Regions from separate parts of the Homo sapiens genome. Here region 2 is linked to region 1. A link is an interaction called in ENCODE POLR2A ChIA-PET data of the cell type or tissue named here. Cell type or tissue: MCF 10A. All regions are shown on one strand. Links, peaks and the distances in the headings refer to the core of each region. The heading gives the core; the rest is flanking DNA. Region 1 overlaps ATP8B1 (ATPase phospholipid transporting 8B1). Region 2 overlaps ATP8B1 (ATPase phospholipid transporting 8B1).

Region 1 (14,233 bases), core at 280-2,779:
GCCTCCCAAAGTGCCGGGATAATGGGCATGAGCCACTGTACCTGGCCTCAAATGGCTCTTAAACCTGTGAGAAGATATTTGGGTTCCTAAAAGAGAAATGCAATTCTTCACTGAGATAGTAGTTTTTATCCTATAATAGCAAAACATTGGCACATGGTAATGCTTGGGATGACATTCTAGGTTCAAAAGAGAGCAGAGAAACAGACACTCTGAGGTAGCCTTTATGGAGAGTAATTTGGCCAGATCTCAAAATTTAACACACACATGCACTGACCAAATAATCACACTTCTAGGAAATATCCCCCATGTACCTACTGCAGGGATTTTCAATGCAGCCCTATTTATCAGAACGACTAGAAACAACCCAAATGCCTACTGGGAACAGCCAGTTAAACACGATTACAATGATAGCCTATGCAGTCAGCAAAAAAAGAATGAGGTGACCCCATAAATATGGTAGGAATTACCTCCAAATTACACTGTTAAGAGACAAAAGCAGAAGGGTATCTACCATCTTGTGCTTTCAGCTGTGTGATGCATAGAATTCATACACAATATGAATGCATATATGTACACACACGTGCACATCTGTTTCTGCATATGTGTATGGGTATATGAGGAAGCAAGTTTGCAAGCATTCTTTGCGCATACAAACGTGTATCTCTCTGGAAGGACATATTTTGAGAAACTGGTAACCGTAATTTCTTTTTGTCATTTTTTTAAAAGACAAAGTCTCACTGTGGCACCTGGGCTGGAGTGCAGTGGCATGCTCATAGCTCACTGCAGCCTCTGAACTCCTGGGCTCAAGTGATCCTCCCACCTCAACTTCTGGAGTAGCTGAGACTAAAGTGCACGCCATCGTACCTAATTTTTAAATTTTTTTGTAAAGATGAGGTCTTGCTTTGCAGACCAGGCTGGTCTTGAACTGCTGCCCACAAGCTATCCTCCTGCCTTGGCCTCCCAGAGTGCCGGGATTACAGGTGTGAGCCACCGTGCCCAGACCAGCAGTATTTTTTTTGGAAAGGAAACTGCATGACTGAGGGACAGGAGAGGCAGGAAGGAAAACTTCATTTTCATTCTGGACCCTTTTCTAATTGGATCATTTACATGTATTACTGTTTTAAAGCAATGTTTGTGATTCCTCTCCTTCCCTCTATTGGCATATATATATATATATATATGGCGAATATGGAGAGGAGCAAGGTGGCCAAATAGAAGCTCGCACGAATTGTAATTCCCATAGGAACATCAAATTTAACAACTATCTACAAACAAAAAAGCACCTTTATAAAAACCAAAAAATCAGGCACTCACAGTACCTGGTTTTAACTTTATATTGCTGAAAAAGGACTGAAGAGGGTAGGAAAAATAGTCTTGAATTGCCAATGCCACCCCTCCCCCAGCCCCAGCACCAGATGTGTGGCATGGAGAGAAAATCTGTACGCTTGGGAGAGGGACAGTGCAGCGATTGTGAGGCTTTGCACTGAACTCAGTGCTGCCCTGTTACAGACAGTAGAAAGCAAAAGCAGGCTGAACTCAGCTGATGCCAGACCATAGAGGGAGCATTTAGACCAGCCCTAGCCAGAGGGGAATCTCCTGTACCTTGGTCAGAACTTGAATTCTGGCAAACCTCGTCACCGAGGGCCAAAGTGCCCTGGGGCTCTAAATAAAATTGAAAGGCAGTGTAGGCCCCATGAACTACAACTCTTAGGCAAGTCCTAGTGCTGAGCTGGACTTGGAGCCAGTTGACTTAGCAGGCACATGACCTACTGAGACACCAGCCAGAGCAGCTAGTGGAATGCTTGCTCGGCCCCTCCCCGCCAACCTCACTGCTCCAAAAGAGACCTCTTCCTTCTGCTTGAGGAGATGAGAGGGAGGAGTAAAGAGAACTTTGTCTTGCATCTTGGATACCAGCTCAGCCACAGTAGGATAGGGCACCAGGCAGGGTCATGAGGCTGTTTCAGGCCCTAGTTCCCAGACAACATTTCTAGACAATCCTGGATCAGAAGGGAGCCTGCTGCCTTGCAGGGCAAGGACCCAGCTCTGGCAGGATCCATCACCTGCTGATGAAAGAGCCCTTGAGCCCTGAATAAACAGTAGTGATACCCAGTTAATATCCAAGGCTGTGGGCCTTAATTGAGGCTAAGATATTCTGGCTTTAGTTGTGACCCAGCACATTCCCAGCTGTGGTGGCCATGGTGAGAGATTCCTTCCGCTTGAGAAAAGCAGAAGGAAAATTAAAGGGTGCTTTGTCTTGCTCTTGATCTTTCTCTTTCTTTCTTTCTTTCTTTCTTTCTTTCTTTCTTTCTTTCCTTCCTTCCTTCCTTCCTTCCTTCCTTCCTTCCTTCCTTCCTTCTTTCTTTCTTTCTTTCTTTCTCTTTCTTTCTTTCTTTTTTCTTTCTCTCTCTCTCTCTTTCTTTCTTTTCAGAGATAGAGTCTTGCTATTTTGCCCAGGCTGGAGTGCAATGGTGTCATCTCAGCTCACTGCAACCTGTGCCTCCTGGGTTCAAGCAATTCTCATGCCTCAGCCTCCTGAGTAGCTGGGATTACAGGCATGTACCACCATGCCCAGCTAATTTTTAAAAATTTTTTATTTTATTTTATTTTATTTTATTTTATTTGAGATGGTTTCTCACTCTGTCACCCAGGATGGAGTGCAGTGGTGCGATCTCAGCTCACTGCAACCTCCACCTACCGGGTTCAAGCAATTCTCCTGCCTCAGCCTCCCGAGTAGCTGGGATTAGAGGTGTGTGCCACCATGCTTGGCTAATTTTGTATTTTTAGTAGAGATGGGGTTGCACCATGTTGGTCAGGCCAGTCTTGAACTCCTGACCTCAAGTGTTCCACCCACCTTGACCTCCCAACATGCTGGGATTACAGGAGTGAGCCACCGCGCCCGGCCTAATTTTTTTTATTTTTAGTAGAGACAGGGTTTCGCCATGTTGGCCAGGCTGGTCTCTAACTCCTGGCCTCAAGTGATCTGCCCGCCTCAGCCTCCCAAAGTGCTGGGATTACAGGCATGAGACACTGCGCCCAGCCTGCCTTGCACTTGCTACCACCTTGGCCACAGTGGGGTAAAGCAACAAATAGAGACCCCTCTTGGGGTCCCTGAGTCTAGGCCTTAGGTTCTTGGATGACATCTCTGGACTTGCTTTTTGCCAGAGGGGAGCTCACTGCCCTGAAGGGTGACTGAAAGGATTTACCACAAGCTGACTGAAGAGGCCATAGGCCTTTACCGAACATCAGCAGTAACCTGGCAGCACTCCTCATAGGCCTGTGGTGGTGGTGGACATGGGGAGAGGCCCCTGAGCCTGTGGAAAGGGCAGAATAGTGGAAAGGACTGGCTAATGGTTTGAGTGCCAGCTCAGCCACAGTAGAATAGATAGGACACCAAGCAGATTTCTAAGGTTTTGGACTCCAGTCCATGGCTCCCAGATGGCATCTCTGGATCTGGCTGCAGCCTGGGGGAACTCACTGGCTTGAAGCTAGCCTGGCTGGCTTCACAACAGGGCATTGAGGGAACATAGGCAGCCAGATCATGGTTACAGTGGGCCATGGCGAGACCCAGTGTGGTGCCAGCTTCATGTCTGACCCAGTACATTCTCAGTGGTGATGGCCATATTGGTGCTTGTATCTCCACCCCCCTAGCTCTGGGTGGCCCAGAACAGAGGGAGAGAGAGAAGGAGAAAGGGAGAGGAGGGAGGGGGGAAGGGGGAGAGAGAAAGAGCAAAAAAAGAGAGAGAGAGAGATTGATTCTGTTTGGGAGAAAGTAAGCAACAAGAACAAGAGTGTGGGCTTGATAATCCAGATAATTCTTCCAGATAGTCTGCAAGAAATGCAGCGTTATTGAGCTTGGGATGCCCCCTAATGCAGATATGGGTTCAATCATAATATCCAAGTTCTTTTGAATACCTGGAAATCCTTCCCAAGAAGGATGGGTATAAACAAGCCCAGACTGTGAGAGCTACAATAAATATCTAACTCTTCAATGCCCAGACATTGATGAACATCCACAAGCATCAAGAACATCCAGGAAAACATGACTTCACCAAACAAACTAAATAAGACACCAGGGGCCAAACCTGCAGAAACAAAACTATATGACCTTTCAGACAGAAAATTCAAAATTGCCATTTTGAGGAAACTCAAAGAAATTCAAGATAGCACAGAGAAGACATTCAGAACTCTATCAGATAAACTTAACAAAGAGGAAACTCAAAGAAATTCAAGACAACACAGAAAAAGTTTAGAATTCTATCAGATAAATGTAACAGAGATTGAAATAATTAAAAAGAGTCAAGCTGAAATTCCGGAGTTGAAAAATGCAACCGACATACTGAAGAATGCATCAGAGACTTTTAATACCAGGATTGAATAAGTGGAACAAAGAATTAGTGAGCTGGAAGGTAAGCTATTGGAAAATATGGTCAGAGGAGACAGAAGAAAAAAGAATAAAAAAGAAAGAAGTACACCTACAAGATCTAGAAAATAGACTTAAAAAAGCAAATCTAAGAGTTATTGGCATTAAAGTGGAGGTAGAGAAAGAGACAGGGGTAGAAAGTTTATTCAAAGGATAATAACAGAGAACTTCCCAAACCTAGAGGAAGATATCAATATCCAAGAACAAGAAGGTTGTAGAACACCAAGCAGATTAACCCAAAGAAGACTACCTCAGGCATTTAGTAATCAAATTCCTAAAAGTCAAGGATAAAAGGAAGGATCCTAAAAGCAGCAAAAGAAAAGAAACAAATAAAATACAATGGCACTCCAATACGTCTGGCAGCAGACTTTTCAGTGGAAACCTTATAGGCCAGGAGAGAGTGGCATGACATATTTAAAGTGCTGAAGGAAAATATATTCAAGCATAAAGGAGAAATGAAGACCTTCCCAGACAAACAAAAGCTGAGGGATTTCATCAACACTAGACCTGTCCTACAGGAAATGCTAAACAGAGTACATTAATCAGAAAGTAAACGATGTTAGTGAGCAATAAGAAATCACCTGAAGGCACAAAACTCACTGGTAACAGTTAAGTATACAGAAAAACCCAGAATAGTATAACACTGTGACTGTGACATGTAAACTACTCTTCAGTAAAATGACTAAAAGATTAACTGATAAAAAATAGTGACTAGAACAACTTTTCAAGACATAGTACAATAAGATATAAATAGAAACAATAAAAAGTTAAAAAGCAGAGGGAGGAAGTTAAAGTGTAGAGTTTATTAGTTTTCTTTTAGCTTAAAATAATGAGTTATTAGACAGTACTTACAAGCCTCATGGTAACCTCAAATCAAAAAACATACAATGGATATATACAAAATAAAAAGCAGGAAATTAAAGCACACCACAAGAGAAAACCACCTTCACTAAAAGGCAGAAGGGAAGGGAGGAAAGAAGGAAGAGAAGACCACAAAGCCACCGGAAAACATAACAAAATGGCAAGAGTAAGTCCTTACTTATCAATATAACATCGAATGTAAATGGGCTAAACTGTCAATCAAAAGATATAGAGTGGCTGAATAGATTTAAAAAAAAAAAAGACCCAGTGATCTGTTGCCTACAACAGACACTCCACCTGGACTGAAAATGAAGGGATTGAAGAAGATATTCCATGCCAATGGAAAGCAAAAAAGAACAGGATACCTATATTTATATCAGACAAAATAGATTTCAAGACAAAACTATAAGAAGAGACAAAGTCACTATATAATGATAAAGAGGTCAGTTCAGCAAGAGGATATAATAGTTTTAAATATTTATCCACCTTACACTGGAGCACCCAGATATATAAAGCAAATATTACTAGAGCTAAAGAGAGTGATAGACCCCAGTAAAATAATAGCTGGAGACATCAACACTACACTTTCAGCACTGGACAGATCTTCCAGACAGAAAATCAACAAAGAAACATGGGACTTAATCTGCACTATAGACCAAATAGATATTTATAAAATATTTCATACAACAGCTGTAGAATACACATTCTTTTCCTCAGCACGTGGATCATTCTCAAAGACAGAACGTATATTAAGTCACAGAACGAGTCTTAAAACATTCAAATAAATTGAAATAATATCAAACATCTGACTGACCACAATGAGTAAAACTAGAAATCAATAATAAGAGGAATTTTGGAAACTATACAAAAACATGGAAATTAAACAATATGTTCCTAAATGACCAGTGGGTCAATGAAGAAATTAAACAGGAAACTGAAAAATTTCTTCAAACAAATGATAATGGAAACATGATAAACCAAAACCTGTGGGACACAGTGAAAGCAGTACTAGGAGGGAAGTTTATAGCTATACGTGCCTACATCAAAAAATAAGAAAAACTTCAAACAACCTGATGATGCATCTAAAAGAACTAGAGCCAGGTGCAGTGGCTCACGCCTGTAATCCCAACACTTTGGGAGGCCGAGGTGGGCAGATCATGAGGTCAGGAGATCGAGACCATCCTGGCTAACACACTGAAACCCCATTGCTACTAAAAAAATACAAAAAACTTAGGTGGGCACAGTGGCGGGCACCTGTAGTCCCAGCTGCTGGGGAGGCTGAGGCAGGAGAATGGCATGAACCCGGGAGGCGGAGCTTGCAGTAAGCCGAGATCACACCACTGCACTCCAACCTGGGTAACAGAGCAAGACTCTGTCTCAAAAAAAAAAAAAAAAAAAAAAAAAAAAAAAAAAAAAAAAAGAACTAGAAAAGCAAGAGCAAACCAAACCCAAAGTTACTAGAAGAAAAGAAATAATAAAGATCAAAGCAGAGATAAATGACATTGAAACAAAGAAAACAATACAAAAGATCAATGAAACAAAAACGGTTTTTTGTTTTGGTTTGGTTTGGTTTGGTTTTTTTTTGGAGACAGAGTCTCACTCTGTTGCCCAGGCTGGAGTGCAGTGGTGCGATCTTGGCTCACTGCAACCTCCGCCTCCCAGGTTCAAGCAATTCTTGTGCCTCAGTCTCCTGAGTAGCTAGGAGTAGCCAGGACTATAGGCATGTGCCACCACACCTGGCTAATTTTTGTAGTTTTAGTAGAGACAGGGTTCCACTGTGTTGGCCAGGCTGGTCTCAAACTCCTGCCCTCAAGTGATCCACCTACCTCAGCCTCCCAAAGTGCTGGGATTACAGGTGTGAGCCACTGTGCCTGGCCAAGAAGTTAGTTTCTTGAAAAGATAAACAAAATTGACAAACCTTTAGCTGGACTAACTAAAAAAAAAAAAAAAAAAAAAAAGCAAAAAAAGAGAGACCCAAATAAATAAAATCAGAGCTGAAAAAGAAGACATTACAACTGTTACCACAGAAATTCAAAGATCATTAGTGGCTACTATGAGCAACTATTTGCCAATAAATTGGAAAATGTAGAAAAAAATGGATAAATTCCTAGATACATAAAACCTACCAAGATTGAATCATAAAGAAATCCAAAACCCAAACAGATGAATAACAAGTAATGAGATCAAAGCCATAATAAAAAGTCTCTCAGCAAAGAAAATCCCAGGACCCAATGGCTTCACTACTGAATACTACCAAGCATTTAAAGAAGAACTAATACCAATCCTACTCAATCTATTCTAAAATAAACAGGAGGAAATACTTCCAAACTCATTCTACAAGGCCAGTATTACCCTGATGCCAAAACCAGACAAAGACACATCAAAAAACAAAAACAAAAACAAAAAGACCTATAGGCCAATATCATTGATGAATGTTGATGCAAAAATCCTCAACAAAATACTAGAAAATTGAATTCAACAACACATTAAAAAGATCATTCATCATGATCAAGTGGGATTTATCCCAGAAATGCAAAGATTGTTCAACATACACAAATCAATTAATGTGATATGTCATGTCAACAGAATGAAGGGCAAAAACCATATGATCATTTCAATTGATGCTGAAAAAGAATTTGATACAATTCAACATCACTTCATGATAAAAAAAATCCTCAAAAAACTGGGTACAGAACAACATACCTCAGTATAATAAAAGCCATATATGACAGACCCATAGCTAGTATCAAACTGAATGGGGAAAAACTAAAAGCCTTTCCTCTTAGATCTGGAACATGTCAAGGATGCCTACTTTCACCAGAAGTCCTAGCTAGAGCAATCGGACAAGAGAAAGAAATAAACGGCATCCAAATTGGAAAGGAATAAGTCAAATTATCCTTGTTTGCGGATGATATGATCTCATATTTGGAAAAACCTAAAGACTCCACCAAAAAACTATCAGAACTGGTAAACAAATTCTGTAAGGTTGCAAGATACAAAATCAACATACAGAAATCAGTAGCCTTTCTGTATGCCAACAGCAAACAATCTGAAAAAGAAATCAAGAAAATAATCCCATTGGGAGGAGCCAAGATGGCCGAATAGGAACAGCTCCGGTCTACAGCTCCCAGCGTGAGAGACACAGAAGACCGGTGATTTCTCCATTTCCATCTGAGGTACCGGGTTCATCTCACTAGGGAGTGCCAGACAGTGGGCGCAGGCCAGTGGGTGCGCGCACTGTGCGCGAGCCGAAGCAAGGCGAGGCATTGCCTCACCTGGGAAGCGCAAGGGGTCAGGGAGTTCCCTTTCCGAGTCAAAGAAAGGGGTGACGGACGCACCTGGAAAATCGGGTCACTCCCACCCGAATATTGCGCTTTTCAGACCGGCTTGAAAAACGGCGCACCTAGAGACTATATCCCACACCTGGCTCGGAGGGTCCTACGCCCACGGAATCTCACTGATTGCTAGCACAGCAGTCTGAGATCAAACTGCAAGGCGGCAGCGAGGCTGGGGGAGAGGTGCCCGCCATTGCCCAGGCTTGCTTAGGTAAACAAAGCAGCCGGGAAGCTCGAACTGGGTGGAGCCCACCACAGCTCAGAGGCCTGCCTGCCACTGTAGGCTCCACCTCTGGGGGCAGGGTACAGACAGCAGTAACCTCTGCAGACTTAAATGTCCCTGTCTGACAGCTTTGAAGAGAGCAGTGGTTCTCCCAGCACGCAGCTGGAGATCTGAGAACCAACAGACTGCCTCTTCAAGTGGGTCCCTGACCCCTGACCCCCGAGCAGCCTAACTGGGAGGCACCCCCCAGCAGGGGCACACTGACACCTCACACGGCAGGGTATTCCAACAGACCTGCAGCTGAGGGTCCTGTCTGTTAGAAGGAAAACTAACAAACAGAAAGGACATCCACACAGAAAACCCATCTGTACATCACCATCATCAAAGACCAAAAGTAGATAAAACCACAAAGATGGGGAAAAAACAGAACAGAAAAACTGGAAACTCTAAAACGCAGAGCGTCTCTCCTCCTCCAAAGGAACGCAGTTCCTCACCAGCAACAGAACAAAGCTGGATGGAGAATGACTTTGACGAGCTGAGAGAAGAAGGCTTCAGACGATCAAATTACTCTGAGCTACGGGAGGACATTCAAACCAAAGGCAAAGAAGTTGAAAACTTTGAAAAAAATTTAGAAGAATGTATAACTAGAATAACCAATACAGAGAAGTGCTTAAAGGAGCTGATGGAGCTGAAAACCAAGGCTCGAGAACTACGTGAAGAATGCAGAAGCCTCAGGAGCCGATGCGATCAACTGGAAGAAAGGGTATCAGCAATGGAAGATGAAATGAATGAAATGAAGCGAGAAGGGAACTTTAGAGAAAAAAGAATAAAAAGAAATGAGCAAAGCCTCCAAGAAATATGGGACTATGTGAAAAGACCAAATCTACGTCTGATTGGTGTACCTGAAAGTGATGGGGAGAATGGAACCAAGTTGGAAAACACTCTGCAGGATATTATCCAGGAGAACTTCCCCAATCTAGCAAGGCAGGCCAACGTTCAGATTCAGGAAATACAGAGAACGCCACAAAGATACTCCTCGAGAAGAGCAACTCCAAGACACATAATTGTCAGATTCACCAAAGTTGAAATGAAAGAAAAAATGTTAAGGGCACCCAGAGAGAAAGGTTGGGTTACCCTCAAAGGGAAGCCCATCAGACTAACAGCGGATCTCTCGGCAGAAACCCTACAAGCCAGAAGAGAGTGGGGGCCAGTATTCAACATTCTTAAAGAAAAGAATTTTCAACCCAGAATTTCATATCCAGCCAAACTAAGCTTCATAAGTGAAGGAGAAATCAAATACTTTACAGACAAGCAAATGCTGAGAGATTTTGTCACCACCAGGCCTGCCCTAAAAGAGCTCCTGAAGGAAGCACTAAACATGGAAAGGAACAACCGGTACCAGCCGCTGCAAAATCATGCCAAAATGTAAAGACCATTGAGACTAGGAAGAAACTGCATCAACTAACGAGCAAAATCACCAGCTAACATCATAATGACAGGATCAAATTCACACATAACAATATTCACTTTAAATGTAAATGGACTAAATTCTCCAATTAAAAGACACAGACTGGCAAATTGGATAAAGAGTCAAGACCCATCAGTGTGCTGTATTCAGGAAACCCATCTCACGTGCAGAGACACACACAGGCTCAAAATAAAAGGATGGAGGAAGATCTACCAAGCAAATGGAAAACAAAAAAAGGCAGGGGTTGCAATCCTAGTCTCTGATAAAACAGACTTTAAACCAACAAAGATCAAAAGAGACAAAGAAGGCCATTACATAATGGTAAAGGGATCAATTCGACAAGAAGAGCTAACTCTCCTAAATATATATGCACCCAATACAGGAGCACCCAGATTCATAAAGCAAATCCTGAGTGACCTACAAAGAGACTTAGACTCCCACACATTAATAATGGGAGACTTTAACACCCCACTGTCAACATTAGACAGATCAACGAGACAGAAAGTCAACAAGGATACCCAGGAATTGAACTCAGCTCTGCACCAAGCGGACCTAATAGACATCTACAGAACTCTCCACCCCAAATCAACAGAATATACATTTTTTTCAGCACCACACCACACCTATTCCAAAATTGACCACATAGTTGGAAGTAAAGCTCTCCTCAGCAAATGTAAAAGAACAGAAATTATAACAAACTATCTCTCAGACCACAGTGCAATCAAACTAGAACTCAGGATTAAGAATCTCACTCAAAGCCGCTCAACTACGTGGAAACTGAACAACCTGCTCCTGAATGACTACTGGGTACATAACGAAATGAAGGCAGAAATAAAGATGTTCTTTGAAACCAACGAGAACAAAGACACAACATACCAGAATCTCTGGGACGCATTCAAAGCAGTGTGTAGAGGGAAATTTATAGCACTAAATGCCCACAAGAGAAAGCAGGAAAGATCCAAAATTGACACCCTAACATCACAATTAAAAGAAGTAGAAAAGCAAGAGCAAACACATTCAAAAGTTAGCAGAAGGCAAGAAATAACTAAAATCAGAGCAGAACTGAAGGAAATAGAGACACAAAAAACCCTTCAAAAAATCAGTGAATCCAGGAGCTGGTTTTTTGAAAGGATCAACAAAATTGATAGACCGCTAGCAAGATTAATAAAGAAAAAAAGAGAGAAGAATCAAATAGACACAATAAAAAATGATAAAGGGGATATCACCACCGATCCCACAGAAATACAAACTACCATCAGAGAATACTACAAACACCTCTACGCAAATAAACTAGAAAATCTAGAAGAAATGGATAAATTCCTGGACACATACACTCTCCCAAGACTAAACCAGGAAGAAGTTGAATCTCTGAATAGACCAATAACAGGATCTGAAATTGTGGCAATAATCAATAGTTTACCAACCAAAAAGAGTCCAGGACCAGATGGATTCACAGCCGAATTCTACCAGAGGTACAAGGAGGAACTGGTACCATTCCTTCTGAAACTATTCCAATCAATAGAAAAAGAGGGAATCCTCCCTAACTCATTTTATGAGGCCAGCATCATTCTGATACCAAAGCCGGGCAGAGACACAACCAAAAAAGAGAATTTTAGACCAATATCCTTGATGAACATTGATGCAAAAATCCTCAATAAAATACTGGCAAACCGAATCCAGCAACACATCAAAAAGCTTATCCACCATGATCAAGTGGGCTTCATCCCTGGGATGCAAGGCTGGTTCAATATACGCAAATCGATAAATGTAATCCAGCATATAAACAGAGCCAAAGACAAAAACCACATGATTATCTCAATAGATGCAGAAAAAGCCTTTGACAAAATTCAACAACCCTTCATGCTAAAAACTCTCAGTAAATTAGGTATTGATGGGACGTATTTCAAAATAATAAGAGCTATCTATGACAAACCCACAGCCAATATCATACTGAATGGGGAAAAACTGGAAGCATTCCCTTTGAAAACTGGCACAAGTCAGGGATGCCCTCTCTCACCACTCCTATTCAACATAGTGTTGGAAGTTCTGGCCCGGGCAATTAGGCAGGAGAAGGAAATAAAGGGTATTCAGTTAGGAAAAGAGGAAGTCAAATTGTCTCTGTTTGCAGATGACATGATTGTATATCTAGAAAACCCCATTGTCTCAGCCCAAAATCTCCTTAAGCTGATAAGCAACTTCAGCAAAGTCTCAGGATACAAAATCAATGTACAAAAATCACAAGCATTCTTATACACCAACAACAGACAAACAGAGAGCCAAATCATGAGTGAACTCCCATTCACAATTGCTTCAAAGAGAATAAAATACCTAGGAATCCAACTTACAAGGGATGTGAAGGACCTCTTCAAGGAGAACTACAAACCACTGCTCAAGGAAATAAAAGAGGATACAAACAAATGGAAGAACATTCCATGCTCATGGGTAGGAAGAATCAATATCGTGAAAATGGCCATACTGCCCAAGGTAATTTACAGATTCAATGCCATCCCCATCAAGCTACCAATGACTTTCTTCACAGAATTGGAAAAAACTACTTTAAAGTTCATATGGAACCAAAAAAGAGCCCGGATTGCCAAGTCAATCCTAAGCCAAAAGAACAAAGCTGGAGGCATCACACTACCTGACTTCAAACTATACTACAAGGCTACAGTAACCAAAACAGCATGGTACTGGTACCAAAACAGAAATATAGATCAATGGAACAGAACAGAGCCCTCAGAAATAATGCCGCATACCTAGAACTATCTGACCTTTGACAAACCTGAGAAAAACAAGCAATGGGGAAAGGATTCCCTATTTAATAAATGGTGCTGGGAAAACTGGCTAGCCATATGTAGGAAACTGAAACTGGATCCCTTCCCTACACCTTATACAAAAATCAATTCAAGATGGATTAAAGATTTAAACGTTAGACCTAAAACCATAAAAACCCTAGAAGAAAACCTAGGCATTACCATTCAGGACATAGGCATGGGCAAGGACTTCATGTCCAAAACACCAAAAGCAATGGCAACAAAAGACAAAATTGACAAATGGGATCTAATTAAACTAAAGAGCTTCTGCACAGCAAAAGAAACTACCATCAGAGTGAACAGGCAACCTACAAAATGGGAGAAAATTTTCGCAACCTACTCATCTGACAAAGGGCTAATATCCAGAATCTACAATGAACTCAAACAAATTTACAAGAAAAAAACAAACAACCCCATCAAAAAGTGGGCGAAGGACATGAACAGACACTAATCAAAAGAAGACATTTATGCAGCCAAAAAACACATGAAAAAATGCTCATCATCACTGGCCATCAGAGAAATGCAAATCAAAACCACTGTGAGATACCATCTCACACCAGTTAGAATGGCAATCATTAAAAAGCCAGGAAACAACAGGTGCTGGAGAGGATGTGGAGAAATAGGAACACTTTTACACTGTTGGTGGGACTGTAAACTAGTTCAACCATTGTGGAAGTCAGTGTGGCGATTCCTCAGGGATCTAGAACTAGAAATACCATTTGACCCAGCCATCCCATTACTGGGTATACACCCAAATGACTATAAATCATGCTGCTATAAAGACACATGCACACGTATGTTTATTGCGGCATTATTCACAATAGCAAAGACTTGGAACCAACCCAAATGTCCAACAATGATAGACTGGATTAAGAAAATGTGGCACATATACACCATGGAATACTATGCAGCCATAAAAAAGGATGAGTTCATGTCCTTTGTAGGGACATGGATGAAATTGGAAATCATCATTCTCAGTAAACTATCGCAAGAACAAAAAACCAAACACCGCATATTCTCACTCATAGGTGGGAATTGAACAATGAGATCACATGGACACAGGAAGGGGAATATCACACTCTGGGGACTGTGGTGGGGTGGGGGGAGGGGGGA
Region 2 (5,616 bases), core at 574-3,073, 62 kb before region 1:
TCACCATGTTGGCTGGGCTGGTCTCGAACTCCTGGCCTCAGGTGATCTCCCCTCCTCAGCCTCCTAAAGTGCTGGGATTACAGACCTGAGCCACCACGCCCGGCCGAATAATAGGACTTTTAAAAGTCCTATTTCTTGGCTCTGCTATTGTTTAATAGTCCAACCCAAGGAGTTTGTTATAAAGATTATTTATTGTCTTCAATATCTTTGTGATGAATGCAATTCACACACACACACAAAGTCCTGAGAGTCTTTCATAAAAAAATAGACGTGCTTTGTGGCCGCATCCCAGCCTGGGGGTAAGGGATCAGCTGTCCCCGGTGCGCCTGTACTCCGCGGTGCCATCCGCCACGATGGCATCAAGCGGCGAGCGCTTCTTGCGGATGCTGCGCCCGGAGGAGATGAGGTCCGCGTAGCCCCGCTGGTGCGAGAAGGCGTAGGCCGAGCGCCGCGTTGACACGCCCCGGCGGAACACCTGCTGCCGTCGCTGCCACTGCTCCTCCGCCTTCAACCGCTTGCGATGCTTCTGGATCTGCAAGGGGGAGAGATGGGGAGGGATGAAAATAAGATCCACACCAGGGAGGAGGCCTGGCCAGACGGTTGACAGAAATGAACACTGATGAACTCCCCTGACACCTGCCCCATTTTGATGCAGGCAGTTCTGTCCCCACTTGTGTGTGTGTGTGTGTGTGTGTGTGTGTGTGTGTATGTGTGTCTATATCTTTTTTTTTGTTTTTGAGACAGTCTCGCTCTGTCACCCAGACTTGAGTGCAATGGCACGATCTTGGCTCACTGCAACCTCTGCCTCCCAGGTTCAAGCGATCCTCCTGCCTCAGCCTCCTGAGTAACTGGGGTTACAGGCACGCACTGCCACACCCGTCTAATTTTTGTATTTTTAGTGGAGACAGAATTTCACCATGTTGGCCAGGCTGGTCCTGACCTCAAGTGATCTGCCTGCCTCGGCCTCCAAAAGTTCTGGGATTACAGGCATGAACCACAGTGCTTGGCTATATCTATCTATCTATCTATCTATCTATCTATATCGACATATATATATGATGATATAAATCTATATCCATCTCTCTATATCTATACATAGATTGATTGATCAATCGATCTACCTACCTACCTACCTGGAGATATATATTGAAGCCAAGGGAAGGTTATTTAACTTTTCCAAGGTCACACAGCTAGAAAATGCAAAGCCAAGATTCCCACTCCTCTGAAGCTAGTGCCCTTTTCTAGTTCAGACCAGATGGGTACAGTCAAAGAGAAAATTCAGTAGGGCCTCTTTCCTGGGTTGTTACTGCATACTGTTGGCACTGCAAAAGGGAGACCCGAGGGATACTGAAGGTTGCCTCAGTAGCCTCTACTCTCTCCTTCTTTCTAATGGAAATTGATTGTATTCAGATTGCCCCCCCCAACCCCTCACAGCCACATTTCTCATGGGCGGTGGGCAGGTTGATTTCCCTTGCTAAACTAGTCCAGAATGGGCAAGTGACCTAATTTTGGCACGTGAGACCTGAGGGCACTGTACTGGGGCCCTTGGGTGAGAAGTTCCACGGCCCCTAAGGAGCTACAGAATAGGCTCTTATCTCCCCCCGACACTGATAGGTCAGGAAGTGATACCCAGAACTGCTCTGGCCATCTTCCAGCATCCATATGAAGCTAATAATGAAGGTTTCTGAGAGAAGAGATGGCAAGAACCAGCCCAATCCTTTCTTGACAACATTAAATTGCTCAATCAACTGGGCCTGAAGCCTACTAATGATTAATGATGACGCACTACTGTAGAGATGTTTTGAGTCACAGCTTTCTGTTCCTTGTAGCTCAAAGGATCCTGCTACAGAAGGTGACATTTTTCTTAAATAAAGAAAAAAAACCCAATCTGATTTGTATGACAAAATGTTAATACTGTAATTGTTAAACTGAGGAGATAGATATATGGGGCTCATTCTGTTCTCCCTTTTTTGTTTATGTTTGGTAATTTTTGTATTAAAAAGCAAGCACACTAAACTCCCAATTCCAAAAGACTTATTTGTGAGATAGAGTTAAAGAGAAGCAATCATGAAAAATCATTCTTACCAAACTTCCCATGAGCTTAGAATTTTGCAGGAAACGTGCTGTTGGGAAACGCTTTGGTTTCTGTGAGGGACAGAGTTGGGAAAGGACTATATTCTTTATACCTTATCACTTTCTGATGGCCAGATGGTCATTGACAGGAATCGAATGGCAACGACGGGTAGTAAGCACACAGCAACAGCCAGGATGATAGTTAACCAAATGTATGGCTGTCTCAGAGCGTTTGAAGCTGTGCCTGTAAAGAACATGGCAAATGCATCACTGTGGTTCTTTTTTCCTAAGAACATAGTTAATATTTCGCCAGGTGTGGTGGCTCATGCCTGTAATCCTAACACTTTGAGAGGCCAAGGTGGGTGGATTGCCAGAGCTCAGGAGTTCGAGACCAGCCTGGGCAACATGGTGAAACCCCGTCTCTACTAAAATACAAAAAATCAGCCGGGCATGGTGGTGTGCACCTGTAGTCCCAGCTACTCAGGAGACAGCAGAATTGCTTGAACCCGGAAGGCGGAAGTTGCAGTGAGCCGAAATTGTGCCACCGCACTCCAGCCTGGGTGATAAAGCAAAACTCTGTCTCAAAAATAAAAAATAAAATAAAAAAAAGAACATAGTTAATATTTCATAATCTATAAATAGATCATTTATGGTAAAGTTTTACAACTGGATTGGCCTCCCCAAAATATCCATTATGGCTCAAAGAACAGACATTTTAAAATCAGACTAAGCAAAGCAAAATTGGGAAGGTAAATTATTTGAAACAAGGCAAATTTACATAAGTGAGCAAATAAGGAAAAAAAGCACATTTGTTGACATTGCATTGATTAAAAATGCAAAGTTAGGTGATCAAGACTTCTGACTTTTTTTTGAGATAGGGTCTCACTCTGTTACCCACGTTGGAGTGCAGTGGCGTGATCATGGCTCACTGCAGCCTCAACCTCCTGGGCTCAGGTGTCCTCCTACCTTAGCCTCCTGAATAGCTGGGACTACAGGTGTGCGCCACCACGCTTGGCTAATTTTTGTATTTTTTGTAGAGATGGGGTTTCACCATGTTGCCCAGGCTGGTCTCAAACTCCTGAGCTCAAGTGATCCACCCATATTGGCCTCCCAAAGTGCTGGGATTACAGGCGTGAGCTACCACATCTAGCCCCAGTATTAGGTTTTATGGGAAAGAAAGAATAGGCTTTTATCCAGCCTTTTAAGTCTTAAGTTATCTAATTCAACACACGTACAGCGCTATTGTAAAGCTATTTTAATTTGTCTTCCTCCCATCATGTTATGCCCTTTCAACCCACCATCACCATTTAATTTCCAGACAAGACATTAATTTTCACTAGCAATAATAATTTGTATATATTTGTTTTGTTGTGCTTTGTTTTTTTTGTTTTTTTTTTGAGACAGGGTCCCGCTCTGTCACCTGGGCTAGAGTACAGCAGTGCCATCACGACTCACTGTAGCCTCAACGTCCCAGGTCAAGCAATCCTCCCACTTCAGCCTCTCCAGTAGCTAGAACTACAGGCATGTGCCACCATGCCTGGCTAATTTTTTTGTATTTTTTGTAGAGATGGGGTTTAGCCATGTTGTCCAGGCTGGTCTTGAACTGCTGGGCTCAAGCAATCCACTTGCCTCGGCCTCCCAAAATGCTGGGATTACAGGTGTGAGCCACTGTGCCCAGCCATTCCACCTTGTATATTTTATTACTTAACAGAAGTTATGTCAAAATCTAAACTAATGACATTTGTCTGTACATTTATTTTTGGAATTTGGAAATACCAACCTGTAAATTGAAATGCAGATGGAAAGAGAACATGTATTCCAGCACTATGAAAGTCAAACATGATGCCAAAATAAAGTGCAATGCTTCCAAAAATTGAAAAAGCATTCACAAAAGTCCAATAAGAAGTATCCAAGCCAATCTGTTGGGAAACCAGAGAAAAACAGAGCACTCATTTTGGGGAGTTAGCAAGAAATAAAGGATCTAACAATCCTGAAAACAGAATTCAGCAAGTTAGGCATGATGTGGCTTGAATACTGGACCAGAAACTAAACCATCCTTGACTCAGGCAAGAAATAGAAAATGTGCTTGGTATAAGAGATGAAAATAGCATTTATATTTTGTAAGTGGCACAGGTGCAGTGGGAGTCAGGTGGATGTGCATGCCACCCTATATACAGAAATATAAGTAGGTACCAATAGACACTGAATACGGCCAATGAAAGCCACGTACCTGGAAATTGACTGTTATTACAAGAGCAGAGGCAATGGTGACGGCAAAAGACTGGTAGTCGGAAGGTGCCTCTCCATCCTGCCCTACGGTTTGCAGATAAGCTCCAAGAGGTATGAAGAAGAGGATCATCGATGTTAGGACCCCATGCAACAAGCTTACAAAGAATCTCTTATAGTTGAATAGTAAGTCTCTTTGTCCCACTATGTATAACCCAGGGAATCGGAGGCTCAGTTTGTCACTCACATCCTTAAGGAGAAAACAAAATGATGGTATTTTATTCATCAGGTCAAAGCAGTCAGAGATATGTTATAATTAATATCTCACAAAAAGTTGCAGCCTGCTGTTAAATTTTAGGAAGGCAAAAACTGAACAAGATAATCGATCAATCCTGCAATATTTGTGGTGTGCAGAGCTCAACCTCATTGCTTAGACCACCATTACTTAATATTTAATTCAGAGAAGGGCTAGGTATAAGTTTATTACTTTGCTACTTATGGAAAGAAAACAAATTAGTAATGTCCAAAAATATGTAGGGAGGCTACTGTTTTTACCTCCTGAGTGAATATATATTGTTGCAAATCCTTTGGGAAAAAATTTTCTCATACAAGTTGATGAGTTAATTATAAATTATTACTTTTTAGTCTTTATAGTGCTTCTTTCTTTTTAAGAATTGGTATTAGATAAAAATATGCACTAGCTACATAAATTTTGGAAAGGATTTAAACTGACTTTAAAATGAGTAAATTATTATTGTGGAGACATATTGGACTCTCGGGTGCCTTTTTTTCCTTTTCTTTTCTTTTTTTTTTTTTTTTTTTGGAGACAGGGTCTCACTTTGTTGCCCAGCCCGGAGTGCAGTGGCACAAACACAACTCACTGCAGCTTCAACCTTCCAGGCTCAAGCGATCCTCCCACCTCATCCTGCCAAGTAGCTGGGACTTCACAGGTGTGCACTACCATGCCCACAATTTTTAAATTTTTCTGTAGAGATGGGGTCTCCCTATGTTGCCAGGGCTGGTCTCAAACTCCTGACCTGAAGCAATTTGCCTGCCTCAGCCTCCTAAAGTGCTGGGATTACAGGCATGATCCACCATGCCCTGCCTTCAGGTATCTTCATAGTAAGCTCTTACTGTCTAAAAGGAACATAACAAATATGTGTGCCAATGAATTCAACCCAGTCACAGAAATCCTCTTTTCTCTTTTTTTTTTTTTTTTTTTTTGTCTTAGAGATGGGGTCTCACTTTATTGCCCAGGCTAGACTTGAACACCTGGGCTCAAGTCATACTCCTGCATCAGCCTCCCGAGTAGCTGGG

The links. Peaks named below come from ENCODE experiments on the same cell type or tissue, not always from the same donor. Only the 100,000 strongest peaks of a DNase experiment are listed, where the experiment ranks them.
Region 2: POLR2A ChIA-PET joins it to region 1 with 5 read pairs; 4 of 35 experiments call an interaction of 5 or more read pairs at or near these places.

What each region holds. Positions count from the first base shown.
Region 1 is chr18:57,710,888-57,725,120 of GRCh38, forward strand. The region is part of intron 2 of ATP8B1 (ATPase phospholipid transporting 8B1); the gene reads right to left. Among named protein-coding and RNA genes, the nearest start is that of ATP8B1, 85 kb to the right of the region's middle. RefSeq lists enhancers at 2,268-2,770, 8,073-8,641, 8,642-9,210. In MCF 10A, for the core only: no CTCF peak of the experiment used is centred there; a DNase peak (open chromatin) is centred at 1,674.
Region 2 is chr18:57,648,181-57,653,796 of GRCh38, forward strand. ATP8B1 (ATPase phospholipid transporting 8B1) reads right to left here. Exons shown (of 28, transcript NM_001374385.1): 25 at 4,304-4,549; 26 at 3,854-3,992; 27 at 2,187-2,317; 28 at 1-532. The coding sequence ends at 308. The region is part of intron 2 of ATP8B1-AS1 (ATP8B1 antisense RNA 1); the gene reads left to right. Among named protein-coding and RNA genes, the nearest start is that of ATP8B1-AS1, 21 kb to the left of the region's middle. RefSeq lists an enhancer at 1,604-1,753. In MCF 10A, for the core only: no CTCF peak of the experiment used is centred there; a DNase peak (open chromatin) is centred at 1,741.